Linked DNA regions of Homo sapiens: all the other regions are linked to region 2. Evidence: chromatin loops called from intact Hi-C (ENCODE). Cell type or tissue: endothelial cell of umbilical vein. All regions are shown on one strand.

The links. Hi-C counts contacts between places; a loop is a spot of excess contacts. Peaks named below come from ENCODE experiments on the same cell type or tissue, not always from the same donor. Only the 100,000 strongest peaks of a DNase experiment are listed, where the experiment ranks them.
Region 1: it touches region 2 in a loop (5-fold over the local background); 4 of 110 quality-filtered maps call a loop at or near these places.
Region 3: it touches region 2 in a loop (2.2-fold over the local background); 6 of 110 quality-filtered maps call a loop at or near these places.

Annotation. Positions count from the first base shown.
Region 1 is chr9:81,843,648-81,851,647 of GRCh38, reverse strand. No RefSeq gene overlaps it. Among named protein-coding and RNA genes, the nearest start is that of SPATA31D4, 81 kb to the left of the region's middle. RefSeq lists an enhancer at 7,122-7,902. In endothelial cell of umbilical vein, CTCF peaks have their summits at 2,834 and 3,050; DNase peaks (open chromatin) are centred at 2,907 and 3,947; H3K27ac peaks cover 2,482 bases.
Region 2 is chr9:81,591,801-81,599,800 of GRCh38, reverse strand. It overlaps TLE1 (TLE family member 1, transcriptional corepressor), which reads left to right. Exons shown (of 20, transcript NM_005077.5): 15 at 6,527-6,776. Among named protein-coding and RNA genes, the nearest start is that of TLE1, 94 kb to the left of the region's middle. RefSeq lists enhancers at 3,222-3,915, 3,916-4,611, 6,270-7,469. In endothelial cell of umbilical vein, no CTCF peak of the experiment used is centred here; DNase peaks (open chromatin) are centred at 1,870, 2,660, 3,430 and 4,370; H3K27ac peaks cover 2,965 bases.
Region 3 is chr9:81,539,430-81,547,429 of GRCh38, reverse strand. No RefSeq gene overlaps it. Among named protein-coding and RNA genes, the nearest start is that of TLE1, 150 kb to the left of the region's middle. In endothelial cell of umbilical vein, no CTCF peak of the experiment used is centred here; DNase peaks (open chromatin) are centred at 719 and 3,519.

The DNA.
Region 1 (8,000 bases), 250 kb before region 2:
AGCCACGAATAGAGACACTAGAGAGCCTCCAGCACCTGTGTGCTCCCCTGCTCCTTCAGCATAGTGAGCGTTTTATCACTTACACACCATTCAGTGTCCAAAGAGAGTGCCACTTGAGGTTTTAAAAATATCATTTCCTTTACTACCTCCCAAAATAACAGGGTCACTTCAGGACCAGCAAGTGGTTGGCACTGTGACATGATTCCCAGGAGTACTAATAGTTCTGAAGAGGAGCAAGTATTTTCACAGCTGTAGGTCTTTGTGCTGAACTTTCTACTGTCAGTGAGAATCATGTCCAAGTGAAAATATAGAAGTGGAACCAGGCATCAAAAGGATAAGGCGACAGGAATTGTTGTTTACGGGAGTCAGAGAACAACTGAAAATGACTTCTGCAGCTGGAAAAAAAAAAAACAAAGACAAGGGTTGAAGGTCAACTTCCTTATTTTATTTTGGCTAATTAGCATGCCCAAGCAGTGTTGTTCAAATGTTTTGGGTGACACTGATTATTTCAGCTCTGTACAAGATTCCACACGTCAGCTTATGGGCCTAGGAGGTAAAGGCACTCAAGAGGAACAAAAGGAAAGACATTCAACCTCACTAGAATAAACGAAGTCACCATGGCACCCAGCCCTCTCTGCCCCATTCCCAACTTCTTCCATCTCCAAACAGTATGAATTGTATTTGCTAAATGCCATTCGCCTCTATCCTCACCACTGTACCTTGGCCACTGCCAGCACGGCCATGCCGTCAACATCTCTCCTGTAGATTACTGCAACAGCCTTCTTACCAGTCTCTCAGCAACCTGATTAGCTCTTCTGAACCATTCTTCACACTGCAGCCACAACAATCTTTCGGAAACTCACATACAACTACTAAAATCTGAATACCACTGCCACCCCTAACACACACACACAAACACACACAAAACCTAGCTTAAGGCCAGGTGCAGTGGCTCACGCCTGTAATCCCAGTGCTTTGGGAGGCCAGGGCCGGCTGATCACCTGAAGTCAGGAGTTCAAGACCAGCCTGGACAACATGGTGAAACCTCATCTCTACTAAAAATACAAAAATTAGCCGGGATCAGTGGCGCACGCCTGTAATCTCGCTACTTGGGAGGCTGAGGCAGGAGAATCGCTTGAACCCAGGAAGCGGAGGTTGCAGTGAGCCAACTGCACTGTAGCCTGGGCGACAGAGCAAAACTCTATCTCAAAAAATAAAAATAAAAATAGAACCTAGCTTAAAATTGTTTGCAGGCTCCCCATTGCTCTGAAGTTTATTTTTATTTTTTATTTATTTATTTATTTTGAGACAGAGTTTCACTCTGTTGCCCAGGCTGGAGTGCAATGGCACAATCTCGGCTCACTGCAACCTCTGCCTACCGGATTCAAGAGATTCACCTGCTTCAGCCTCCCGAGTAGCTGGGACTACAGGCATGTGCCACCACACCCAGCTAATTTTGTTTGTATTTAGTAGAGACAGGTTTTCACCATGTTGGTCAGGCTGGTCTCCAACTCCTGACCTCAGGTGATTCTTCTTCCTCGACCTCCACAAGTGCCGGAATTACAGGCATGAGTCACCGCACCCAGCTGCTCTGACAACTTTAACTAGTTGAATTGCCCAGAGAGCTCTGCGTTATCTGTGTGGCCGCCCTTTCCCTCTTCCTGTTGCATCTTACAGCCCAGATTCCCCTACCTGGAGCACTCTTCCCTCTTCGCTTTACCAACTCATCTTCTCCTCACCTCTAAGCTCTTAACTTATATCAGTTCCTCAGGAGCACTTGAGGAAGAACCTCTGCTTCCTGCTTAAGCCAAATTCCTATGTTGTAAACTCCTTTGCACCATCAGCCAGCTCATGAATTCTTCATGGAATGCTTCACAGGGCACTTACATGATCTCACATGATCATCTGACTTCTGCCTGGTCTCCCCACTAGACTGTGAGCTCCATGAAGGCAAGGATTCTATTTTTGCTTACCACCGCATCCCAGAGCCCAGCACAGTGCCTGGCACATATTAGATACTGAATAAATACATTTGGAAGGAAGGATGGACAGAAGGAATGACGAATGAATAAATAAGAGGGGCAAACTGATACTGCTAAAATAAGAATGAGGGCTAGAATTTTAAGTGAATGATAATAGTAGGTAACACATATTTAACTTCCAATGTTAGGTACTATTCTAATATATATATACCATACATACATATACCAATTTCTTTCTTATGACAACCCTATAAGGTAGTTATTTTTATTCTCCCCACTTCGTAGATGAGGAAACTGAGCCACATAGAGGTTCCTCAAAATCACACAGCTAGCAAATGCAATATATTATACTTTATAATGGAAGAGATATTATGACCATACATAACACAAGAATACAATCTGCCCTGGGACCCTTCTTGCCTAACCACTTTAAAGGGTTTCAGAGACTGCTGCTTTTAAGGGTTAAGGATTTATCTTATTTGGGATTGGACTGTGAAAGTGAAAAACTGTGTCAATCACCCCAATAGATGAAGATCGGAGAATCTCTGACCCCTGGACTTCAGCTGCCTCTGTGTCACCTTTTGAGGTAAGATATTTCCACTTCAAAGTAAGAGTGGTCTGATTAAAACAAACTCACATAAAGTAATAACCTGTTCTCACCTCAGTTTTGACTATATTGTTTTAAAATCAGCAGGACAGAAATTGAAGCAGCTAAATGCATAAAACAAAGAGAAAAAAAGAGCTCAGAGTATGGGAAGAAAAAGGAAACAGTATTTCCCTAGGAAAAAAGATTGAAATCGAGATGTATTTGTTTAGAAAAGAGAAGGTGAAAAGGAATGTGCTGCCCTCAGATATCTACAGGAAACCACTCACTGAACATGCCACCATAGACTGATTTATTTTTGGCTTAACCTGGACTAGAAAGCCTAATGTTTAGACAAGGCAAATTCATCTTGGAAAGGGAAGAAGAGAGGAAGAGCACTAAATGGAAACAACAAATAACTTAGTTGCAAAATGAAACTCTAGATGGAGCAGTTCCCTCTATTTGAATTTCCTTTGGTGACTGATACTGATTTCGCTGGATTAGCAACTATTGGAAAAAGGACTGGTTGGAATACATTAGCTCTGTGATAGGAAATAAAAATTGGATGATGTACCACTTACAAAATAGAACCTGAATCTCTGGGCAGGATCCATGTAAAGAGAGGAAGGCAGAAGAGAAAAAGGAGGAGGATGACAGAGAGGAAGAAGAGGAGAGGGAGCGAGAGGAGTTATAGTAAGAAGAATTTCGAAAAGGTGTCCAGAAACTTGGTGTGTCCTGTGGAATATGATAGAGGGCACAAGCTCTGGAGTCCAACTGCTAGAGTTTGAATCCAGCCTCAGTCAACTACTAGTTGTAACCTCCCTAAACTCAGGTTTCCTATCTTTGAAATTGGGATTATAATTGTACTTAGCTCATAGGATTTCTTTAAGGAGTAAAGAAACTAATCCTTGTTAACTTCATAGCACATAGTAAATGCTTAATAAATATTTGTGCCACTGCTGTTGTTGAAGATGATCTATCCCCCTGATAACATAAATCTGAAATACCAGCTGTACTGAATAATGTTGGAATTGACCAGAAATAACCAGGGGTAGTGTTATATTAGACTCTCTTCTGGAAGGGGTCATCACCAAACAGTGAGCTTTACACTTAGATACAGAAACCCAAGATAAGATACAATTTTCCAGAAATTGTCCATTCTAGGCTGGTTCTATGAAATCATTTTCTCTCTCTCTTTTAGCTTTCAGTCACCATCCTTTTTCCCTCTGCTTACTTTTCTACTTTGTACTCTGTTTTCTAGTCCTTTGAAATCTCCGCTCTTCTCCCCATGTGAGGATCCTGTCCAGACAGACTAACCAGACCTGTTTCCTCCATGCTTTAAACACTGGGGGCCTAACGGGGAAAACGTTTTCTTTGGGTGGGTGCCAAGTAACGTTGGGGAGTGGGAGAGAGTTTTTAATGACACAGTAAGAAAGAAAATATTTATGTTTCATTTTAATTGAACTTTTCAAGCTCACTATTTTTTAGTAGATGAAAAAGATCAACATATGAGAACGCTGGAAATTACACATAGCTCTGGTTTCATGCACAAAAGTGGAAAAAGCAAATGGGGCAAAGGGAAGTCTGTTGGAGGCATCTTATGGGAAGAGCTGCCCCAGCAAAAAAAAAAAAAAATTGAGCTTAGTGGCACTGCCTTTATCACTGCATTTCTATGATTGGGACAGATCCTGTTGGACAGGCCCATAAAATTGGCAAGATAATGAACAAGTTCATTAAATACCTTTCTATTTGTTGGGTCTACTGCAGTGCCTTCGGGAGCAAGTTTATAGAGTGTCACACCTGTTAAACCTGGCAAAGGGACCATTGTGAAAGGACGCGGTTTACCTTGTTGAGAGACTCCAGAAATCACTGCTTTTGTCACTGTTAAGCGTTTACCATGTGTTAGGTACTGTACTAACTGCTTTAGACATACGATCTCATTTAAATCTCCCAGCAGCTCTGTGAAGTAGGTATTGTTAAAATTACTAGGCAATTTACTTGGGTCACACAGCTGATGAATACAGGAGCTGGGGTCTTAGGTCAGTAAAACACCAAACTACGTGCATGTAAACTGCAATATCAGGTGCAGCCCAATCAGACCAGTTTTCTATCTCTAACAATACTTTGAAAGACTCATTATCTTAGGATTTATGAAGGCAACAAACAGAATAGCTGAGAATGAACTACTTGTGTGTGTGTATAATATATTTAATTAAATAATATATAGCATTATTTTTCTATTGAGTAAATCATAGTGGGATTATGCACTATTTCCAATTAAAAGAATCCTAACAGGTGTGGTGGCTCATGCCTGTAATTCCAGCACTTTGGGAGGCGAGGCAGGCAGATCATTTGAGGCCAGGAGTTCAAGACTAGCATGGCCAACATGGTAAAACCCCACTACTACTAAAAATACAAAAATTAGCTGGACATGGTGGTGCACGCCTGTTGTCTCAGCTATTCGGGAGGCTGAGGCAGGAGAATCACTTGAACCCAGGAGGCAGAGGTTGTAGTGTGAGCCGAGATTGTGCCACTGCACTACAACCTGAGTGACAAGAGTAAGACTGTCTCAAAAAAAAAAAAAAAAACCTTGTATTTCCTTGGTAGGTTTCTCTTCTCCCCGTGATACCCAGCTTTTCCTAATGCATTTCTGTGTGGACCTACAACCTTTAAATCTCAGCTGTGCCTCAGTTTTATCATCTATTATAAGAGGTACTAAACTCGGAGCATTTTCAGGATTAACACAATTAATGCATTTAGAACACCTGGAGGAGTATTATTGGTATTTTGAAAATGTTACCAATTGGCATCATGTCCCTTCCTTGAATGGGGATCATTTTACCATTGGAAGAATTGACTTTAGTCCTTGTTGATGGATTTTGCTTGAAAATATAGACATTGTCATGACAATGCCACAGAGACTTTGCTTCTCTCCAATGCTTTCTGTAAAATGCTCTTACCTGACTTGCTTAGTAACTGCTCAGAAAATGTTCTCCCTCCATCCACAACCCCATGTAGCTCCTTGGCATCCTCTGAGGAGGGTGATGGTGTATGCTAAAGTCCCCTTGCCACACCACAAGAAGAAAGATATTTTCGAGGCTGATAGTAAAAAGAATCACCTCCTGTTTCTGGTCCAAGCTACAAATAGATTTTATTTTTTTCTACTGGGTAGAAACATGAAGGGCATGAAACATCCTGTGTATGTGCACTAAAATCCCCTGGGAAGCAGAAACTCAGGAATGTTTCTGTTTAACGCTAAGCTTAAACAGGCCTTAGAGAAATAGATAAGATACCTGCCTCAAATTGAGGGTCTTCTCCATAGATCCTCAAAAAAGATTATCTATCTAGTTTGAAACATCTCACGGTGGCTCACGCCGGTAATCCCAGCACTTTGGGAGGCCGAGGTGGGTGGATCACCAGAGATAGGGAGGTCGAGACAAGCCTGACCAACATGGAGAAACCCCGTCTCTACTAAAAATACAAAATTAGCCAGGTGTGGTGGCGGCGAATGCCTGTAATCCCAGCTACTCAGGAGGCTGAGGCAGGAGAATTGCTTGAACTCCGGAGGTGGAGGTTGCAGTGAATATATTCTTTTCTCACCTAATTTTAACTCCACTGTTGCCCAAGAGATAGTCTGTTCTTATAGGTCAAAAATATTAAAGATTCTCAGTTTTATGTGTTTCAACTTAATACCTAGAAGTCAATTACAGTCTCTGTTTCTAGGTTTATGTAGTCATTGATACTGTGAATTTTGCTTGTTGCTTCTTTGTTTTTTGGTATACAGTGTGCTTTTTTATTTTTTAGTAGAGACGGGGTTTCACCATATTGGCCAGGCTGGTCTTTAACTCCTGACCTCGTGATCTACCCTCCTCGGCCTCCCAAAGTGCTGGGATTACAGGTGTAAACCACCGTGCCCGGCCTACAGTGTACTTTAAAGTAAATATTACAAAGTCAAAAGATCTACTGTAGGCTGGGCACGGTGGCTTACACCTGCAATCCCAGCACTTTGGGAGGCTGAGGTGGGTGGATCACCTGAGGTCAGGAGTTTGAGACCAGCCTGGCCAACAAGGCAAAACCCCATCTATACTAATAATAACAAAAAAAAAAGGTAGCCAAGCATGGTAGCAGGCACCTGTAGTCCCAGCTACTCGGGAGGCTGAAGCAAGAGAAACACTTGAACCCAGGAGGCAGAGACTGCAGTGAGCCAAGATGGTGCCACTGCACTCCAGCCTGGGCGAGAGAGTGAAACTCTGTCTCAAAAAAAAATTTGCGGTGCAAATAAACATGCACAGATATGAACTAATGACCCATTAATATGCCCTTTGGCTTTCAGTCTCTCACAACACATCGAGGGCAACTATTTTGGGGCCCTGTCTCATCTGGAATGTCTACTATAAGACACCAGGTAGGGAAATCAATTTGCTAAAGAAGTTCAAACCTGTTGTGTGACTAAACAGAAAACAGTAAATTAAATTAGCAGCCACATGAGGTTGAATGGTGTACCTGGGAATGACAATGACAGCAACCTAGCCATGAGACTGTCCTCTGGGCCAGAGGGCAGAGAGGTCAGAGTTCATAGTGGACCCTGACATATGTTCCCTCTCTGCTGACCTGGACCAGCTGTCCCTTCCTATGTACACAATGAGCAGAGGCCCCAGCTTCTGATGTCAGTGTGTTGGTGACAGTGCAGCTGAAGGTGTGAGAGGTGTCAGGGAATGTGACTGCTGATCTACATGCATTCCCTAAAAGGAAGTCTCAGATATGACTCAAAGCACTTATCAATCACTCATGTGGGCAGAAAATGACAAGCAAATTGCAGGCCCCATCAAACATTTCTTATGCTGATGCATCCGTAAGACAACCTATGGGGAGGACTCCCACAGAGCAGTGAATGTTTATGAGCGAAGTGATTAAAAGCTGCTTCAGATCCAGCTTTAAAACTGGTGAACAAAACACGAACTCAGTAGCGGTTTCCCCAGGACCCCGTAGACAATTATTTCAATCCAGTGGGGGTGCATGTCTGCCTGCGGGAGAGGGGACAGCAGTGCTGCCGAGCCGCAGACTCAGGCCCACCTCTGCTAAAGCCTGGCTGAGCCCTTCTCTGCTCGAGTCACCTTGGGCCAGTGAACACCTCTGAGGCTCAGTTTCTTCACCTGCAAAACAGGAGATACCTAAGTCATAAGAGTTGTGAGAAATAGTGGTAGGTGGTCATTAGTGTTCTGACAGCTTATAGAATGGTGCCACGTGTGCTGCAGGAGGTCAATACAAGAAGAACTAACACTTATTTAGAGCTTGCTTTGTGTGCCACATATTGCTTTAAGAACTTTAAGTGTATTGTTTATTTAATCCTCTCAGTACCACCAAGGCAAGTACTAATGTCATCTGCATTTTATAAGAGAGGAAAATGAGGAAAAGCAGTAAGTTCCCACATCTAA
Region 2 (8,000 bases):
TTAACACAGAAATGCTGTCTTCCAAATAAGGTGGGAATTATACCCTGTTCTGCATATTTTCTATTTGGAAGAATACGCAAATGGCCAAACTGGAAAAATTTTGTAGATGTCATGGGTTAGATGTGCAGACCCTTAAAAAAAATTGACAGAGGAAGGTTTTACCCATAGCAGGTAAATTATACTTTCTTCTAAAGTCTTAGAATAATAAGACTGATTTTCTTATGAGCCCCATGTCACTATTCCTCCCAGCCACCGCCTTTATTAGTTTTCAGGCTAAGAGTATCCTCTGGAATCATAAATTACATTATTCTCATCCATTCCATAAGGAGCCCGGTTCCCCCAGCCCCCACAGTCACACTCACGATGTCGACATGCCTTATGTTGCTCACGATGTGTGGGGTAGGTGTCTTTGTCCTGGTGGGTCCCACGTTATCCCTCTTGAGGGGATAACGTCACAGGTAGTGCTGATGTGGAAGCTAAGGTAAAGATTAACAGCTCCACTTTTGCAGCTGGGCTGAGCTGGAGTTGGTCTACCGCTTACTAGCCGTGGTTATGGGCGAGTTACTTAGCCTATCCTGTGCCACCTTCCCTCATCTCTAAACAGTAAGGGATAGTGAGCCCCCTCCTGTGATGTGGCAAACAAAGGTTGACTATATTGCGCTTCATAGTTTTCTTGAAGTACTTTCCCATGTGGCTTCATTACTTCACACCTCAGCAGTCCTGTTCATAGGCTAAGTTTTGTCAGGGCACATTGTAAAAATGGGGAAATGAGGCTCAAGTTAGTTAGGCTTGGTGCCCACATGTTACTGGTCATTAAACTGAAGCAATTGCTTGTGCCTTCTGACTTCTTGCACTTGACTGTGTGGGTCCTGCTTTCCAGGGCCCAGATGCAGGATGGAGCTTGTTCCATGTGACCTCTGGTTGCTTCTGCCACAGCTTACTTGGGAAGGGCCCAGCATCCACTGGATTTAGCTGGCTTAGGGGAAAGCTATGGATTTCACTTCATTATTGTCATTGCTTTCATTATCTTTTCTGTGGTCTAAGTCAGCTGTCTAGAGACTGCCTTTCCCCCTTAGGAAACTGCTACCATCTCTTAGTGACATTTGGTATAATTGCTAGACGTTGCCTGGGAAAAGTTGGCTGGCATAACCCAGGGGCTTAGAGAGGAATGCCCACCTTATTTTAGCAGATTTTCCTTACCAGGGCAACTTTTCCTCAATATATAAGTGATTAGGTAACAGTAGACAGCTTGTGGTGTTCTGATCCTTTGATGGAGTGCTGGCTGGTGAAACCTTCTGCCTGCCCCTGAAGAACTCTGGAATCGGAAAGACTTAAATGTTCACCATATGAGAAGTACTATTAGAGAGGTTAATAGGAAAGGTTAGGACCCTGGGAAAGAATCATCAAGGCTGGGGAGTTCGTGGCAGGCAGAGGGAGGGAGGAAGCGGCGTGTACTTGGGAGGGAAGCGGTGCTGTTCTAGCGGGAGGGAACAGTTTGTGCGCAACTTGGAGATGTGACAGCATGTGATATTTTAGGGGACTGGCCTGTTGTCCTGTGTGGCTGGGAGTTTAAGGTCACATGAAGTAAGACTTGTTGGCACTAAATTGTAAAGGGCTTCATGAGCCCTAAAGAGCTTGAAGAGCGAATGAAGGTTTTTGACACGATCAGATTTTTGATCCTTGTTAATATAGCTAACAATTTCACATCCAGAGTGCCAAGTCCGTAGGCAGCGGGGCTTGACCACAGCCGTCCTCTCTGGGGTCTGTGGTTCTTCATTATTGTTTACTTGATTCTGCCACTGCAGTTCCTATTTCCAGGAAACCAACAACCCTGTAAACACCTGTTTTCCTTTGACCACAGAACACAGCATAGTTTTATTAACAGGAGCCTGGTCTGCTAGGAAAAAACAACCTGCCCCCTTGGAACACAGTCTTGTTTTCCAGTTCACCACAGCTGCGAAGGAGCCCGGTGGGGACTCTTTGCTTTTAGTTCCTTCACCTCTGCTGTGTGCCCAGTAAATGAAAAGCCCCTTGCTCTTAATGGGTTTTTATATCATTCATGTTTTACATCTGTGAAGTCGAGTGGGCTTTATTCTTTTCGATTCTGACACCAGACTTCAGAAGCAGAAGCGATCCTGATCTGTAGGAGCTTGATTCAGAAAGCTAGGTGGGGGCTGGGTCTCAGTTCTGAGGCTTTCTGAGATGCAGGTGGGCTTCGCTGTATGGCCCCTAAGGAGGGATCCAGGACTGACTGTCTGCCCTGCAGTTTGCCACGATTCTATCCAAACGTCCATCTCTACTCTTTGGGCGTTTGTTCTAGTCTTTGCCAACTGCCATTTCCCCCACTCTCACCTTTGATGACTTAAGAATTTTGTATTTTTTGTTGCCTCATCACTGCCCTTGTGCTTTCCTGATCCCCACCCTGCGTCTTCCTCCCTTTCCGCATTCCCTGACCCACATACTTGTCCACTGGTTGAGATAAAGCCCTCAATTCAACGTATCTTCACTTGGCTTTTTTTTAAGTCGTGGTGGTGCGATAACAATACTGTCATTTCCTGAAGACTCACTGCAGGTGTCAAGTGCTGTGTTAAGTGTTTTGCAGCTGTTACCACTTTAATCCTTACAGCAACCCCTGCGACCTCTGTGTTTTATTATTATTCCTATCTTATGGATCACGAAACAGACACATTCTAGACTGCAGGCTGGCTGATTGGCAAGACCGCAGTTGACGTAGCCAGAGAACCAGAGAGAGGTTCATTTAACAGCAAAGTTTGGGCACTTGATTTGCCTGTGGACCTAATCTAATGTGTTAACTGGTTACGAGCCTTCCCCTCGACTTCCTCTTGAATAAGTAAATGAATCTAAACTTTAAATATTGGAATACCATACACATACAGAAAAGTGCATGAATCATACATGTCTAGCTCAGTGACTTTTCACCAAAGGCAGCCACCTGTGTAACCAGCCCTTGGATCAAGGAACAGAGCAGGATCATTGCCCAGAAACCCCTCCCATGCCCCTTGCAGTCACCAAGGTTAACCACCACCTTGACTTTCAATACTGCAGATGAATTTTGCCTGTGTTCGAAATTCTAGAAATGCGGTCATTTCCATGTCCATTATTTTGTATCTGGCTTCATTCTGAATTCAGGTGTGAGCGATATTCATGAATGCTCACTATCTGTTTATACATTCCTCTTTCTGATTGGTTTTACTTTTCCTAGTTCCTCAACCAGTAGAGAAAGTTAAGTTTCCTTCTGGGATCCCTTCACCATGGTCATGATGAGCCCTCAGTGTGGCCTTTTATTGAAAAAGCTCTGTTATTATTGTAGGTGAATAATTTCCTCCCCTGGTTTTTTCCTTCCAGTTGATCCCTCCTAAAGGCCCATCCACCCTTTGTGTTGCTCTGGCGTGTTCATTTGATTTGGCTCTCCAGCACAGCAGGCAGCACCAGCTTCCTGCGAGGCCCCCTGTGACTGATGTATTAACATCCATATGGGCTTCCCGTGGGACGGATGAGTGTTCACAGCTTCTGACAGCAGCTCGCTGCATTGTGAATCAATTTTAAATTGCCTCCATATGATGATCGCAGGCCTCCTGTGCAGTTTAAAGAAGAGGACACCTGGGAGAGAAGTGGGTGTCTTCCAAAGATCAGCAGACAGATCTCCCGTCTGTTACTCGGTGCATCTATTTAATCTGGAACATTTAACTCTATGATAAGCAGGCTTCCAGTTGGAGGAAGATAAAATCTCCTTTCTCTGAAAAATCTGAGATTGATGAAAGGGTGCCTCATGGAAACCTGGCCTTACCTGGAGGCGCCCAGCTTGATTTGTGGTACACAGAGAAAAACTAATCCTCACATGTGTAATTTCTCTCATGGCACCGAGATCTTTGAGAAGCAGTTTCTCCATCTTAAACACCATCCTTTAAATCATGTGCAACTCAATTGTTTTACTTTTATTTTTTAATTTTTTTTTTTTTTTTTTTGAGACAGAGTCTCTGTCGCCCAGGCTGGAGTGCAGTGGCACAATCTCGGCTCACCACAAGCTCCGCCTCCCAGGTTCACGCCATTCTCCTGCCTCAGCCTCCCGAGTAGCTGGGACTACAAGCGCCCGCCACCATACCCGGCTGATTTTTTTGTATTTTTAGTAGAGATGGGGTTTCACTCTGTTAGCCAGGATGGTCTTGATCTCCTGATCTCGTGATCCGCCCGCCTTGGCCTCCCAGAGTGCTGGGATTACAGGCGTGAGCCACCGCGCCCAGCCTCAATTGTTTAATTTTATGGAAATTTACTTGTCATTTCTTCAGTATCACCTGGCAATTTTTTTGTTGTTTTTGGACCCAGAGTATGGAGCCTGATTCTGAGTCATAGAACTTGGCTACTGGACTTTGTTCGTTGAGCATTCTTCAAAGCCTAGAATTCTTGTAGGACATGAATAGACTTAAACTCCCATAGTTCTGTGGCAGTCTTCAAGGGCAACAAAATGCTATTTGATTATGACTCCAAGTATCCCATAATAAGTGGCATAGGTTCCTGTTCAACTAACTATAATGTGCATGTTGAAATATCATGTGGACTCGATATATTGCTAAGGACACCAAATAATCCTGTTGGATAAAAAATGAGATTGAGTGGTTTGGTGATGTGAGGGCTTTGAGCTATATTGTTTTTATATGTGTATTTATTCCCCAGGACAGTCTCCATGGTTCCCATTATACGTGCTTATTCATTCAAATTAAGAGTAACATTAAGGATTTGGGCCAAAAAGCTATTTACTATTAGTTACTGGAACCAATTTGCCAGCAGATAACAGATTGAGATTATGTCCTGTGATTGAGTGGAGGGGAAGTTTAAAAGTCTTCATGTGTCTGATATTTTGCTTTTATGGAGGGAAGATAATAGCATGCATTTTATTTTCAAGCAAATGTATGTGGGTTTTAAGTGCAGGGTGCTAGAGACCTGGCATAATCGGTTTTCAGTTTTGTGCTTGCTAAGTTACTTTACAAAATTTGAGTTTGTATTAAAATGAAAATTTAAGCTCTGTGTTAGTACTCATGGTGTTTACATTATATTTAAAGCTGCCAATGACAAGCTCCAGAAAGGGCCCAGACTTTCTCGAGGGTAATGGGAAGGAGGAAGCAGTGCATACTTCACTTATTGTTTATGGTTTGAACTTCTAGCTCTCTTAGTGATTTCAAGTTAAGAAAGTGGAAGTAGTGGTCTTCAAAGTAGAATGTGCATAATTTTTTTTTTTTTTAAGACGTAGTCTTGCTCTTGTCGCCTAGGCTGGAGTGCAGTGGCGCGATCTCATTGTTCTCATTGTCCAACTCCCATTTATGAGTGAGAACATGCAGGGTTTGGTTTTCTGTTCCTGTGTTAGTTTGCTGGGAATGATGGTTTCCAGTTTCATCCATGTCCCTGCAAGGGACATGAACTCATCCTTTTTTTTATGGCTGCATAGTATTCCATGGTGTATATGTGCCACATTTTCTTTATCCATTCTGTCATTGATGGGCATTTGGGTTGGTTCCAAGTCTTTGCTATCCAGCAATTGATTTCTGTCTTTGAAATCAACTTGTGGCCCAGAGGGGCCGTAGGAGCACCAGTCATCTTGCTCTTAGCTCAGGCAGTGGGAAGGAAGAAGAGAAGAGGGCAAGTATGCTCTCTCCCTATTTATTTTTTTAGAGCAGTTATAGGTTCTTGGCAAAATAGAGTGGAAAGTTACAGAGAGTTCCCATATCCCCCATCCCTCTCCCCTCTTTCAAGTTCAGAGCTTCCTCAAAATGCCATCCAACAGCTTCTTCTTACACCTCATTGGTCAGAACATAGGCAGGCTGGGCTAAAGGAGACCGGGGAAGAGTAGTTTTTTAGCTGCACACTTTGCTGTTTTATATAATGGCGTTCCTGACCAAGGTAGGCAAGGAAGATTGTTGAGTAGGAAACCTAAAATCTCTGTTTACAGCCATATAAGATAATCTCTTATTTTCTCTTCCTTAAGCAAGAGAAAGTTGAAGTCCATACCATAAACTGGTATTTTTAGAAAGCTGTTTTTTTGGAGGTTGTTTTTGCTGTTGAAATATATCTACTCTGTTTAATTATTATTAGTTCTTAAGGGCTTCATCTTTAGCAGGGAAAACAATCATTTAAAATTATACTAAGAAATCATACAATTACACAAGATACATGGAAGGAGGTATTTTATGTTCATTTGGAAGTACATTAAGTGTTTTATAATGAGATTTGAGGGAATGCTTTACAGAATGGGTAAGAACAATTTAAAACCCTTAAAAAATTTTACATACAGTTCAATATATATGTCATTTGGTACACGCTAGATTTCTGCTATTAATTATTTTAAATTTGCACCAGCAGTAAATGCTTCAATTTGTATTGATTTCAAAGGAAACTATACAAGAGAATCTTTCCTTTTTTTCATCTTTTTCATAGTCGTAGCACATTGCCGAGATAGGGATTGCTTCCTCTGTAAATGTGTTTTCTGTCTTCTCTCCAATCGTTTTTCCAAAAGTGCATACTCCTTCCACGTTACTGCAGACGGTCAGATGCAGCCTGTCCCTTTTCCCCCCGACGCCCTCATCGGACCCGGAATCCCCCGGCATGCTCGCCAGATCAACACCCTCAACCACGGGGAGGTGGTGTGCGCTGTGACCATCAGCAACCCCACGAGACACGTGTACACAGGCGGGAAGGGCTGCGTCAAGGTCTGGGACATCAGCCACCCTGGCAATAAGAGCCCTGTCTCCCAGCTCGACTGTCTGGTGAGTGAACAGGAACTGGTGCACAAGGGCAATTTCTCCCTGGAGATTCAATAAGGAAATAGCTGTGTGGGCCTGGGTTTTATTCCCATTATGAGGAAATAGAAGCCCCTTCTGTTTCCTGTGTTGGTTATTTAACCCCCTCGGCTCCCCATTTAAATGCGAAGGTTTCATTTGTTGCTGTTGTACTGGCTAAATCCCAGAGTTGATGGATTTCTTTTTAAAAAATATTTTACAGTGGTTTACAGAGGCTCTCCTCATGTATGGATGTGTATTACAAAAGAGAGTTTCCCATTTAATGGACAAAAGCACAACTGGGCCTGGACTCTGATCCCTGCCATCCACTCGTTTTTTAATTGACCTACAGCCTTTAGATAAATATAGAATAGTAAATATTTGATAACATGGCATAAAAACCATTCTGAACAGGGTCTGTGTTTTTAAGGGAGACCTGAGAGAGCTGGTTAGGTTTTATGGCCTTAACTTCAGGAAAGGGTTAAAGGCTGTCACTGCAAAGACCCGGGGCAGCCATCAACGAAAGAGAGCAGTGAGAATGCTTTCCCAGAGTACCTAAGCCACGTCCGCTCAGAGCCTGAGAATACCATTTAGCATTTTTCAGGGACATAAAACATGTTGGGACATGTTCGGATCTCTTTTTTCTTTTTTCTTTGAGACGGAGTCTTGCTCTGTCGCCCAGGCTGGAGTGCAGTGGCCGGATCTCGGCTCACTGCAGGCTCCGCCTCCGGGGTTTACGCCGTTCTCCTGCCTCAGCCTCCCAAGTAGCTGGGACTACGGGCGCCCACCACCACGCCCGGCTAATTTTTTGTATTTTTAGTAGAGACGGGGTTTCACCATGTTAGCCAGAATGGTCTCGATCTCCTGACCTTGTGATCCGCCCGCCTTGGCCTTCCAAAGTGCTGGGATTATAGGCGTGAGCCACCGCGCCCGGCCATGTTCCGATTTCTAAACCATAACCCCAGGATTTACAGAGCACATACCACTGGCCTTAAGCAGACTCCGAGCTGCCCTGCCCTGCCCTGCCCTGGTGTGGTGTCTGCCTGCACTCTGCTGTTGCAGATGGTGCCACGTACCCACTGCCTGCCTGGAAAATTGTAAGGATTCCAGAGAAGGTGTTTCCAAAAAGCAGAGTGGCGGTGTTTTGGAAACACAGACTTTTTTTAGAGTAGTTATTAGTGCATTTTTTAAAAAAACCAAATAACTTCAAAA
Region 3 (8,000 bases), 52 kb after region 2:
TAGGGCATCACTTTTTGCCAGTGAGAAGCACACAAGGCAAGGCTTTTTGGCTTACCATAAAATACTGAAATTGTATATTGCTGTGGAGTACTATTAACTACAATTTGTGCACAGATAGGCCAAGACCCAGGGGGGAAAATTACTTTACCCAAGTTCATGGGATAATGAGTATCAGAGCTGCAATTACAGTTTTCTGACTCCCCAACTGTACATGCAATTTGCAGGTTTACAGTCCTGCACAAAAAACCGCCAGAGAACACAGATGGGCTTCTAACCCCTGCTAATGAGAGCATCACTCTTCATTGATGGGATAATTAAGCAAATATTTAGTGGTCAAAAACCCACCCAGACTTTAAATAAAATCAATCAAATCCCAATCCCCTGGGAGTTGTTAGATTTGGAATTTAAAAAAAAAAATCTAAACTGTAAGTGTGTGTGTGTGTGTGTGTGTGTGTGTGTGTATATAGTTCTTACTTTTAAGATTTAAAGCAGAGAAGAGTTAATCCAATAGCATTATGCCTATTGAAAAGCCACATTCCTCAGAAAGGCCGTGCTTCTGACACTCAAAAGGCTCAAGGTCAAGACAGCATTTTCTCTTTGTTGATTGCTCTTTTTCTTTCCCCACTGAATTTTCCTTCTTCCTTATGGAATTAGACCCTTTAAGTAAATTGCAAACAGTTCCCCCTGTGTGAAGCATTGTCTAGCCTACCAAACTGCCTGAAACAATCGTTGACATTTCTTGTGTAAATAACAGCAGTGGATTCAGCGCTTCCAAGAATGGGAGTTGAAAAAATAATGAACTATGTTTTTTTCAAGATAAAACACACTGTGCTCTCCAGAAATCAGAAGGGTCGAAGGAATGAAAGAACAGATTAATACATAATTCCTGTGTTATTTTTATTACAACCCATTCCTTCCACCCTTCCACCCACAACTACTAATTCTCTTTACTCAGCTATATTTTTGCTTATTTCCATAGAATGTATCAACTCTGAACAAATTGTAGACTTTATTTATTTATTGCAACTATAGTTTATAAACTGTCTCTGCTTGCTAGAATAGAAGATCTAAGGGGACAAGAATTTTTATCTGGATATATTCCAAGCATCTAAAATAGCACGCGGGACATAATAGGAGATCAATAAAGAGTTTTTGAAAGACTGCATACTGTGTGTCAGCTCATGGAGAGCAAAAAGTAAATATGATATTTCCCTGAGAAGCCAAATTACTGTCTCCGTGGATTGAAATTCTAGAATTTTGGCATTAAATTTCATGCCATTCTTTCTCATCATTGGTATCAAGACCTTGATTTGTTTGTGGTAACAATGTGTCTACTAAAAACAGCCCATTTCCCAGCCTTCCCTGCAGCTTTTCTCTCACTTCTGGCCAGTGAGGCATAAGTTGAATTCTATAGGGATATCTAGGGAAGTTTTGCTTTCCTGATATTGTCACACCCTTTTCCTCTTTGTCACTTTTTTCTTCTTCCTGCCTGGAATGTGGACGTGATGCCCAGAGGAATAGCTACTATCATGAGACCCCGAGGATGATAGCAAAATGCTAAAGAAGGCAGACAAAAAAGATAGAAATAGAATAAAATGGCTTAGGGCGAGCACGGTGGCTCATGCCTGTAATCCCAGCACTTTGGGAGGCCGAGGTGGGCGGATCACCTGAGGTTGGGAGTTCCAGACCAGCCTGATCAACATGGAGAAACCTGTCTCTACTGAAAATACAAAATTAGCCGGGCATGTTGGCACATACCTGTAATCCCAGCTACTCAGGAGGCTGAGGCGGGAGAATTGCTTGAACCCGGGAGGCGGAGATTGTGGTGAGCCGAGATCACACCATTGCACTCCAGCCTGGGCAACAGGAGCGAAACTCCATCTTAGAAGAAGAAGAATAATAATAATAATAATAATAATAATAATAATATGGCCTACTCTTGGACTTCTTACATGAGGTCAATAAAACCCTATTTGGTTAAAGCCTTTTTATATGGATCTATAAATTGAATGGAAAACAATCCTCAAAAATATACCCGTATCAAGTCATGACTTAGTGAAATATCTTTAATATTTAATATTTTTCATAATCCCAATCCTTCAGAAAGTTAAGCCCATTGGATAAATTCTACATTTTGGTGCCTTACTATCACAGATCCAGGGAGTCTCAAAAATAGAGGAAAAAGAAAGATGACTGGAGTGCAGAGGATTGCTGCAGGATCTGCTCCAAAGAATAAACTTAAATAAATCTCGATTCAGTTAAAATGTACATAAAAATATATCGATCATATCTACCCTTCAAAAAGCAGCCCATTTCTAGCAGAGCCTTTCTTGTTTGCTTTCTTCCCGCTTGCAGTACTATATTATGATAGATTTATTGCTGTCCATGGCCGGGCGCGGTGGCTCATGCCTGTAATCCCAGCACTTTGGGAGGCCGAGGCGGGTGGATCACGAGATCAGGAGATCGAGACCATCCTGGCTAACACGGTGAAACCCTGTCTCTACTAAAAATACAAAAAATTAGCCGGGTGTGGTGGCAGGTGCCTGCAGTCCCAGCTACTTGGGAGGCTAAGGCAGGAGAATGGCATGAACCCGGGAGACGGAGCTTGCAGTGAGCCGAGATCTTGCCACCGCACTCCAGCCTGGGTGACAGAGCAAGACTCTGTCTCAATAAATAAATAAATAAATAAATAAAGATTTATTGCTGTCCATTTTCATGGACTAAGTATAGATCTGAAATCTGAAGTTTCAGATAATAGGGCTGAATCATTCAGCAATCTTTTGTGCTCATATAGTGGGTTGTTGTGACTCACATTCAGGTGTGTGTCTACAGGTGTATGTACAAGTGTGAAAGAATCGTGTGAATGTCTGAGAGACTTCAACAGGAGGTTCCCTCTTTGCACCCCAAATCAGCCAGTGATTTAGTCCACTCTTGCCTTAGCCAAGACAATCATTCCCGCCAGTCATTGTCATTTTGATAATTGCCCAACAGCAAGTTTTAACTTTTTTTTTTTTTTTTGTAGATTAGCTGAAGCACTACACAAAAATAAAATATCTTCCTTATTTCTGAGAAATTACATAGGCCCTTCTTGTGGACTTTCAGATTTGGTGCTCTGATTTTTTTTTTTATACTGTATAGCTAATCCTATAAAGAGAAACTTACAATTGCCTTCCACCAAGAAATTTAGAGCATTAGCTATCTGTATGTGTTTTTATTTTTTGAATGAATTAAATAATTTTAAATTTAATTTTATTATAATAATAATTATGATTTTCTTAGATATGGGGTCTCACTATGTTGCCCAGGGTGGTCTCAAGCTCCTGGGCTCAGTGATTCCTCACCCCAACTTCCTGAGTAGCTGGGACTATAGGCCTACGCCACTTTGCCCAGCTTGTGTGTCTGTTTTTAAAAGATGTTATCTGATTGTAGAAAATATCCCTTTTAAAAAGTTTAAAAAGTTTAACTTTGCAATTTCCTATGCTTTGGTCAGACACCTAAAAAAACAAAAAAGAACAAAAAACAACATTCCATTAAAAGGAAACCATTCAGTTACTTCTCTGTTTTTCTAGCTTTGCAGGGGGGCTTTACCATTACACTCTTTTGAGGAAACTTGTGTTATGAGGAGCAAAATGAAGGAAATAGAGAAGAAATAGTAAGGCTGCTTCAGTTCTGATCAGCTTTGTCTACCCTAGGGACTGCAAGTTCTCCTAGACATAGAACTTTAACTTAATTGCACTTTATGTAATTTCTTGCTCTTGAATTCTTCTTTCCTTTTTCCTATTATTTAACAAATTGATTCTCAATTTCAAATATTATATTTTTATACTTTTTTTTTTTTTTTTTTTTCACAGAGTCTTGCTCTGTCGCCCAGGCTAGAGTGCAGTGGCGCAACTTCGGCTCACTGCAACTTCTGCCTCCCGGGTTCCAACAATTCTCCTGCCTTAGGCTCCCGAGTAGCTGGGATTACAGGTGCGCGGCAACACGCCAGGGTAATTTTTTTACTTTTAGTAGAGATGGGGTTTCACCATGTTGGCCAAGCTGTCTCGAACTCCTGACTTCGTGATCCACTCGCCTCGGCCTCCCAAAGTGCTGGGATTACAGGCGTGAGCCACCGTGCCTGGCCTATTTTTATACTTTTTAAATGAAAAGTTGAAACGAGGCTGGGCGCCGTGGCTCACATCTGTAATCCCAGCACTTTGGGAGGCTGAGGCCGGTGGATCACGAGGTCAGGAGATGGAGACCATCCTGGCTAACTCGGTGAAACCCTGTCTCTACTAAAAATACAAAAAAATTAGCTGGATGTGGTGGCGGGCGCCTGTAGTCCCAGCTACTCGGGAGGCTGAGGCAGGAGAATGGCGTGAACCTGGGAGGTGGAGCTTGTAGTGAGCCGAGATCAGGCCACTGCACTCCAGCCTGGGCAACAGAGACTCTGTCTCAAAAAAGAAAAGAAAAGAAAAGAAAAGTTGAAACAAAACAAAACTGATTTATTCCACAATAAATCTCATAAAAACAAACAAAAAGATGTCCAAGGAGAAAGTATTGCCTTAATTCTCTCTTTGGGAGTTGTCTCAGGATTTGAAGATCAAGGCGGAGCTTACTCTCACTCCCCACCCTCAATATTCATTCTTCAGTTTCTCTTCATAAATAGAACCTTGGAACTCATAATAAAGACTACTTTTTCCAGCATCCTTCATAGCTAAGCATGGTCATGTGACTAAGTTCTGGCCAGAATTGGTGTGTACAACTTCATAGCATGTGGATGTGACGGCTGGACCACTTAAAGAAAACATTGTTTTTTAGTATGTGTGTTTTTTTTTTTGGAGTCATGCAGACAACGAAAATTCTGACATCAAACTCACACAAATAAGGCTTGTGTTTAGAAATCCTTAATGGGACAGTATAATTTTTTTTTATTTTTTTACTTCACTCAAATCCAAAGCCAACGTCAACAGAAGCATAAATGCCAAACATTACCCTCTGCAGTGTGTGGAATAATTTTCCCCTACACTCTGAGAATGTATATATTTGGAGGAACCAGTTTTATGCCAAAGCTCTTTAATCCGACCTGTTTCTTTGCTAGAGCCCCAACTTGTACTGGATGTAGCCCAGTAAAATATGAGCTACAGGCCACTTGAGGGCTCTTCAATGCCTTCTCTACTGCTTGCTTATCTTTCTAGATTCACACTTTTCATCTCTGGCCTCCTATCCATCCATATATTTTCCTGCCAGCCAAGCCATGCATTCCAATGACATTTTAAATATTTTATACAGCATTTTAGTTATGCCCGGAGGGATTAGTCTGCCATGTTGCTGGAAATAGAATTCTAAATCCTGTTTTGTCTCATCTTCAAAAAATAGTGCTTACTTGATCACTTTATATTCATCAACATTACTTCCTTTATTATCCCACCATTCTTCATGTTAGACATGGAGCTATGGGGTTTCTTTTATTTATTTGTCTTTCCTTTCTTTCTTTTTGAAAAACCTCTCCTCTTCATTTTCTTCCCTCCTCTCACATTTCTCCCCCTTTTTTTCTCTCCTGCTCTCTCTATCTCACTCTTTCTTTCTTTTGGAGAAATCTAGGGCCACAGAGCCATGTCACCAGTGGGCTTTTATTTATTTATTTGTTTATTTTTGAGATAGCCTTGCTGTCACTCAGGCGAGAGTGCAGTGGCACGATCTTGGCTCACTGCAGCCTCTGCCTCCCGGGTTCCAGCGATTCTCCTGCCTCAGCCTTCTGGGTAGCTGGGATTACAGGCACCCACCACCATGCCCGGCTAATTTTTGTATTTTTAGTAGAGACAGGGTTTCACCATGTTGGCCAGGCTGGTCTCAAACTCCCGACCTCAGGTGATCTGCCTGCCTTGGCCTCCCAAAGTGCTGGGATTACAGGTGTGAGCCACTGCACCTGGCCGAGTTTTAAAAAGTAGAAGAATCACTGTTCACTTCTCCAGTCAAGAATATATTGTGAATTCTCAGTCATTTGTATTATAAGGTATCTTAGTTAGTTTGGGCTTCTATAAAAAAGTACCACAGATTGGGTGGCTTATAAACAACAGGAACTTATTTCTTACAGTTCTGGAGGATGGAAGTCCAAGATCAGGGTATGAGCATAGACAGGTTCTGACGAGGGCTGTCTTCTCAGTTGTAGACTGTCATCTTCTCCTTATATCTTCAAATGGTAGAAGAAGGGTGTAAGAGCTCTCTGGAGTCCCTTTCATATGTGTACTAATCCCATTCATGAGGTTTAACCCTCATGACTTAATTACCTCTCAGTGTCCCCACCTTCTGATACCACTACATTAGGGGTTAGGATTTCAACATATGATTTTTTTTTTTTTTTTTTAGACGGAGTCTCATCTCTGTCACCCAGGCTGGAATGCAGTGGTTCGATCTTGGGTCACTGCAACGTCCTCCCAGGTTCAAGAGATTCTCCTGTCTCAGCCTCCTGAGCAGCTGGGATTACAAGCATGTGCCACCACGCCTGGCTAATTTTTGTATTTTTAGTAGAGACAGGGTTTCACCATGTTGGCCAGGCTGGTCTCGAACTCCTGACCTCAGGCGATCCACCCGCCTCGGCCTCCCAAAGTGCTGGGATTACTGGCATGAGCCATCGTGCCCCACCTCTCAACATATAAATTTTAAGAGGGCCCATTCATTCCATTGCATAAAACATACTGTCTAATAATGTTTTATAGATTAAAAGATCAGATTTATTTAAGACACATCCATCAAGCACTTGCTATAAACAGTGATAGGGGATCCAAGATAAATATAGCGTGGTCCCTGCCCCTGAAGTCCTTACAATTCAGAGAAGCTGACGCACTAGATCAGTCACTGAGCATACAGCTGTACAACACGGGTCTCTCACTCGGCTTCAGAACAGCACCCAGTGACTGGAGAAGGAAGAACAGACAGAACACCTGTTGATGAAGGAGACGGGCCTTCTCATCTCATATGACACTGTGGGCTTGCACCAGACTTAAAATATCATGACTGGTGTCCTGAACTTTGTTTCATTCATTCATAGAGCACATGTTAATTGAGTGCCAACTGTGTGTCAGGCACTGTGGGAGGCACTGGGGCTCCACAGATGAGTAAGATCCTGCCTTAAAATAGCTGGTTGTGTGGGGTGGCTGTGCAGTGTGTTAGTGCCATGGCAAGTGGAAGCACAAGGTGCTACGTGAACAGGGGGGTGGGGCAGATGTAGAAGGTGTCTAGAGGAGGTTAATCTGTATGTGGGAGTTCCCCTTTAAGAGACCCCCCACATGAGAGGGGCGCGGTGGCTCCCTCCTGTAATCCCAGCACTTTGGGAGCCCAAGGCGGGTGGATCACAAAGTCAGGAGATCGAGACCATCCTGGCTGGCACGGTGAAACCCCGTCTTTACTAAAAATACAAAAAAATTGCTGGGCGTTGTGGCTGGCGCCTGTAGTCCCAGCTACTTTGGAGGCTGAGGCAGGAGAATGGCGTGAACCCAGGAGGCAGAGTTTGCAGTGAGCCGAGATCACGCCACTGCACTCCAGCCTGGGTGACAGAGCGAGACTCCGTCTCAAAAAAAAAAAAAAAAAAAAAAAAAAAAAGACCCCACATGAGCTAATCTTGTAGCTCAAGAATGTAGTGACAGAGGTAGTCAGGTCCCTGGAATTGGAGTTTTGTCTGGGAAACAAACACCATATAATTATTGTTTATATTATGTGTGTGAGACTGTTTTTGGCCTTAAAGAAATCACAAACACATTTCTTGTGGGAGTGTAGAGGAATCTTCTGCTTTTGAATGAGTGGATAAACTGATCAGGAAGCTCCAAATTCAAAAAACAGACCCGCCGTAAGTCAGAATGTAGATGTCAGCCTCAGAGATCTGATGTGGTTTCTTTTCTATCACAGCTTGGTGACCTCAAATAGCCCCTTGCAAAAGAGCTGGCACAGGCCATTACAAAAAGTGTTATATTGCACTTTAGTATTTGAACACATCCTAATTGGGATAGGTGAAATAATGACCT